2 separate regions of the Homo sapiens genome follow, and region 2 is linked to region 1. A link is a contact called in ENCODE Hi-C data. All regions are on one chromosome and are shown on one strand. The core of a region is the stretch at or near the end of the contact, and the rest is flanking DNA. Distances in the headings are between cores, read along the strand shown. Region 1 overlaps SMARCC1 (SWI/SNF related BAF chromatin remodeling complex subunit C1). Region 2 has its middle 76 kb from the start of CDC25A.

Region 1 (2,896 bases), core at 285-2,784:
GAGATAGAAAACTTTAACTTTTTCGAAGAGAGTTAGTCATATCAACCAAAGGCAATGTCTGCACTGCACCTTGTTTGAATATTAATTCAAATAAGATATAAAAATCATTTATGAGATAAGGGAAATTTGAACACTCAACGATTTAATATTAAAAATTATTGCTAATTTTCATATCTGTAATAATGGTAGTGTTATTACACTTTCTAAAATCCTATTTGAGAAATAAATACATGGCAAAATATCTAAACTTGACCCTTAAACAACATAGGCTGGAAATGAGGTCTATTCATATGTGGATTTTCTTCTACCTCTACCATCCAAGAAAGCAAGAACAGCCTTTCTCTTTTCCCTTACTCCTCCAACTACTCAACGTGAAGACAAGGATGAGTATCTTTACGATACACTTCCATTTAATGAATAACAAATATATTTTCCTTTCCTTATTCTTCAATTCTTCACCCCTCATTCTTCATACTTGTATACCTGTTTTCAGAGCTCTAATTGCCTCCAGGATATCTATTTATTTTACTATTATTTTAAAAAATAGAGATGGGGTCTTGCTATGTTGCCCAGGTTAGTCTTGAACTCCTGGACTTAAGTGATTCTTCTGCCTCAGCCTCCCAAAGTGCTCAGATTATAGGTGTGAGTTACCACACCTGGCACCACTATGATGTTTGCCACCCTTTTGGGGTATGGCATACTAGACCATCCTGTGGGGATGGCCTCCAGGGTATTATAGCTTGCTGTCATCATACAAAGCTCCTTATTTGAGGCCAGCTTTTGTCACTTCCCCACAAAACTGTTTGGTTCTATTGTTGTCTTGCCTTTGGCTCAGTGCATTTTTGTTTTTCCTTTTAGAAGTTTGCTTCTGATGCCCTTTTACAGGCATGAGCCACCACACCAGCCTAATGATTATAGTTCTAATTTGCATTCCTCTTTCGGGTTGAAGCTTGAACATCTATCTGTATTATTAGAAAGCAAAACTTAATATAAACATTCTCAAGATAGGGTTCCAGCCTGCTGGGTGACAGAGCAAGACTCCGTCTCAAAAAAGAAAAAAAAAAAAACATGTAACAATCTCTTTAGAACTGTAGGAAAAAATAAACAACGTCCTAATCTCTGGGCATGTGGGCACTAACAGTCAACTCTCTATTACTTAATTGAACTTGGTATTTAATCTCTCCTTTGGGAGATCCGTTTGGATTTCCATGAATAGGTCAAACTTGTTATCCTTCAGTTACATATAACTATACTTCAACTCTATACAAAGTTTTATCCTTCAGGAGAAAAACCATAAATAAGACACTCATTGATTTTACCTATTTAGAAACATCCAGAAAGATCAAACTTAACATTTCAATTCTGTAATCTCTCTTTCTGTTTTTGACACAGGGTCTCTGTCACCCAGGCTGGAGTGCAGTGGTGCAATCTTGGTTCACTGCAGCCTCTACATCCTGAACTCAAGTGATCCTCCCACCTCAGCATCCGGAGTAGCTGGGACTATAGGCATGCACCACCACACCCAGCTAATTTTCCTATTTTTTGTAGAGGCTGAGTTTTCCCACATTGCCTGGGCTGGGTTCAAACTCCTGGGCTCAAGCAATCCGCTGACCTCAGCCTCCCAAAGTGCTGGGATTACAGGCATGAGCCACCACAGCTGGCCAATTCTGTAATATTAATCTGTACAGTCTCTTCACAAATATGCTAGTAATTACCAGGTATTCCCATTCAACCTCATATGCATGACATTAGAGCTTCGTGTCACTAGAGACTAAAACAAAGACTACTGAGAAGTCAGTAAGAAAGCAGAACCACAATGAAATAAGAAGAAAATAGTGCTTGCCGTAATAACAAAACCAGCAAACTTTGGACCTAAAGCCAGAAATGCAACCTAGACTGTGAGGTTCAATTAAAGAACACAGACAAAGTTCTGAGAGGCATGTTAGGCATGGGGCAAGAATGACAGGTCAGTATTCAGATATCCAAACAGAGTGGGGAGTTACTAAAATATGCACTCACTTCAAGTGTGCGAGGCACAAGAGATGAGAGAAGGTGCACACTGAAACTGGACACATAACTATACCTGAAAGGAAATAATTCTGGCACAATCTGCATAAAAGACTTGGAAAAATTCTTATTCCTGACAATGCTAACCCTATCCTTTACGTCTTTTTTAGTCCCACTTTTAATTTTAAGGAAACTGTATTACATATATCTTCCTTTTTTTTTGAGACAAGCCACTGCACCCGGCCTGTATTACACGTATCTTTCTAAACTACTGCAAGTGATTTCAGATAAAAATATTTCACTGTGGCCGGGCATGGTGACTCATGCCTGTAATCCCAGCATTTTGGGAGGCCGAGTCTGGCGGGTCACCTGAGTCAGGAGTTCAAGACCAGCCTGGCCAACATGGAGAAACCTGGTCTCTACTAAAAATACAAAAATTAGCCATGTGTGGTGGCAGGCACCTGTAATCCCAGCTACTCAGGAGGGTGAGGCAGGAGAACTGCTTGAACCTGGGAGGTAGAGGTTGCAGTGAGCCGAGATTACACCACTGCACTCCGGCCTGGGTGACAGAGCGAGACTATGTCTCAAAAAAAAAAAAAAAAAATTTCATTGTGCAGAAACTACAGACACAAAGCAAGTTCCACAATATGTGACCTAGGAAAAATCATATCACTTTGGTATTCTATCCTCAAGTGTCCAGGTTAGGACTTGTGATAAAAGCTAAACAAGAACCAAGGACAGAAAAGAGTTCCAACTGGGAACCCAGAGTTAACAGTAGGGTACAAACCATCTCTACAAGTACAGAGACATGCCGTTGCTCCTAGATAGGGAATACCATCGTGAGAGGTCCAACATCAGAGCTAGACACAGAACTGGAAAACAGAGAGCT
Region 2 (2,896 bases), core at 216-2,715, 370 kb after region 1:
ATCTCTCTACAAAAAAAATAAATACAAAAAAAATTAGGCTGGGTGCAGTGGCTCACGCCTGTAATCCCAACACTTTGGGAGGCCAAGGAGGGTAGATCACCTGAGGTCAGGAGTTCGAGACCAGCCTGGTCAACATGGTGAAACCCCATCTCTACTGAAAATATGAAAAATAGCCAGGCGTGGTGGTGCATGCCTATAATCCCAGCTATTCAGGATACTAAACCTTCAACATATGGGATCTGACTCTATCTCTGGGTAGATAGTGCCAGAATTAAACTGAATTGGAGGACATATAGCTGGTGTCCACAGCTGAAGGACTACTTGCTTGGTGTGGGGGGAAAAACTCCCGTACACTGGTCACAGAAGTATTGTTGACTGCTGAGTAAGAGAATAGGAAAAATCACTTGGTTGTTTTTTTTTGTTCCTCCACCTATAATGTCATGTTTGGTGTCAGAAGTGGGATTTACTACACCAGCCCTGCTCATGGAAACATGTAGTTTGGGAAGAAAAAGGATAAAGGGTGGGAGGTGAGGAACTTTTGATTCCTGGGTGGCCGTGTGGTCCCCCATGGTACGAAGTATCAGCTGTGCTACAATCAGTTACAAAAGGTAAAAGTTACCAATAAAATTTAGAGATGGATCCAACTCCCAGGGAGTAGGTTTACCAAATGGATAAAGAAATGCAAACTAGGCTGGGTGCAGTGACTCACGCCTGTAATCCCAGCACTTTGGGAGGCCGAGGCGGGAGAATCACTTGAGGTCAGGATTTCCTCAACACCAGCCTGGGTGACATGGTGAAACCCTGTCTCTAATAAAAATACAAAAATTAGGTCGGGCACGATGGCTCATGCCTGTAATCCCAGCACTTTGGGAGGCTTCAGCAGGCAGATCACCTGAGGCCAGGAGTTTGAGACTAGCCTGACCAACATGGAGAAACCCCAACCCTACTAAAAATACAAAGTTAGCCAGGCGTAGTGGCATGCGCCTGTAATCCCAGGTACTCAGGAGGCTGAGGCAGGAGAATCGCTTGAACCCAGGAGGTGGAGGTTGCGGTGAGCCGAGATTGCACCATTGCACTCCAGCCTGGGCAACAAGAGCAAAACTCTGTCTCAAAACAATGACAACAACAACAACAAAAATACAAAAATTAGCTGGGCATGGTGGTGCGGGCCTGTAGTCCCAGCTACTTGGGAGGCTAAGGTGGGAGGATCACTTAAGCCTGGGAGGTGGAGATTGAAGTGAGCCTAGATTGCACCACTGCACTCCAGCCTGGGTGACAGAATGAGACCATGTCTCAAAACAACAAAAAAGAAATGCAAACTAATAAGAAAAAAACACAAAATTTCAATTCCTTGTTTACTGTTATATATAATAGCTAAAAATGAAAGTAAAAGGGAGTTCTGGGTCAATCTTGATGCTAGACTAAGTTTAGCTTTCAGTTAGTCTGAGCTTTGGCCACAAGCCACAAAGCCTCCCCCAGAAGGGAAAAATTATAGAGAGACAACAGAAAGTACCTCTAAGACCTGTGGTTACCAAAAAGGCAGTCAATGCGGGGAAGCAGCAAAACCAAGATACTGTGAAAACTAGAGGGATAGTATGAAGGAAGCGTTTCATTTTGCAGATTGGTATCATCAGGCTCCTGAGGAGGCTTTACTAAAATGGATTTTGAGAGCAACAAATTTAGGAGCAGTATCTTTGGTTTGAAGTGCTGCAGAGTGAAAGAGCATGTTTGGGTTGATACAGGACCCACAGCTCACTATGGAACAATCACAGATAGCTCTACGACACACAGACACATAGGAGGTTATTCCCAAGGGAACAGCCAGCCTGATGGACTGGATAAAAGCCATGGTAAGGTCTGTTTACCCTGCAAAGGGGGACTGCCTGGCTCCACCTACAAATGCCAAATAGAACACTCAGATGAAGCAGCTGATATACTTCATATGCAAGCCATATGGGACTGGCTTTAGGATAAATGACATATTCACTCACTTAATATTGCCAAGAACCCTTTAATGGGAACCCCAGCCCCCTAAAATAACTATATTGCTGCAAAAGGGAAAGACAATTCGGGAAGCCTTATCAAATGTACTGTCTCAGATTCCCCTCACGAGTCTTTCAGATGCTAATAAAAACACTACGTTAGCCATTGTTTCGGACAAAGCTCCTGCACTAGGCCCCAAAAGACCAGACTAAAAACTAAAATGGGCCGGGCAAGGTGGCTAACGTCTGTAATCCCATCACTTTGGGAGGCTGAGGCTGGCGGATCACCTGAGGTTAGCCGGGCATGGTGGCGGACACCTGTAGTCCCAGCTACTCGGGAAGCTGAGACAGGAGAATTGCTTGAACCCGGGAGGTGGAGGTTGCAGTGAGCCGACACTGCGCCACTGCACTCCATCCTGGGCAACAAAAGTGAGACTCTGTCTCAAAAAAAAAAAAAAGGAAAAAACTAAAATAGAATTACTCATGCTAAAATTATATGTTAAGAAACCAAGCTGTTTACCTGACCTTCTGAGAAATCAGAAGAATGAGAGATAATAGCCAAATTCCAAAACAGGCCAGTTTTATGTAACATGATGATGAAGTTCCCTCTGTGTGTGTTTTTTGTTTTTTTTTTTTTTTAGACAGAGCCTCGCTCTGTTGCCCAGGCTGGAGTGCAGTGGCGCGATCTCAGCTCACTGGAACCCCTTCCTCCCAAATTCAAGCTATTCTCGTGCCTCAGCCTCCTGAGTAGCTGGGGCTACAGGCACGTGCCACCATGCCCAGCTAATTTTTTGTATTTTTAGTAAAGACAGGGTTTCACCATGTTGGCTAGGCTGGTCTTGAACTCCTGACCTCGTGATCCACCCACTTCGGCCTCCCAAAGTGCCGGGATTACAGGCGTGAGCCACCACACC

What was found. Hi-C counts contacts between places; a loop is a spot of excess contacts on that map. Pooled maps may share reads with other maps.
Region 2: a pooled map shows a loop between it and region 1 (5-fold over the local background). The contact joins two enhancer-like sites. A Hi-C loop is called at or near these places in 2 of 37 single-sample maps with no recorded cell type and 2 of 50 pooled maps.

Annotation. Positions count from the first base shown.
Region 1 is chr3:47,741,220-47,744,115 of GRCh38, forward strand. The region is part of intron 3 of SMARCC1 (SWI/SNF related BAF chromatin remodeling complex subunit C1); the gene reads right to left. Among named protein-coding and RNA genes, the nearest start is that of SMARCC1, 39 kb to the right of the region's middle. RefSeq lists an enhancer at 1,902-2,041. Within about 2 kb of position 1,535, at least 2 of the 41 ENCODE cell types and tissues checked have a DNase peak (open chromatin) inside an H3K27ac peak, as active enhancers do.
Region 2 is chr3:48,111,171-48,114,066 of GRCh38, forward strand. No RefSeq gene overlaps it. Among named protein-coding and RNA genes, the nearest start is that of CDC25A, 76 kb to the right of the region's middle. RefSeq lists enhancers at 2,223-2,724, 2,725-2,896. Within about 2 kb of position 1,466, at least 4 of the 41 ENCODE cell types and tissues checked have a DNase peak (open chromatin) inside an H3K27ac peak, as active enhancers do.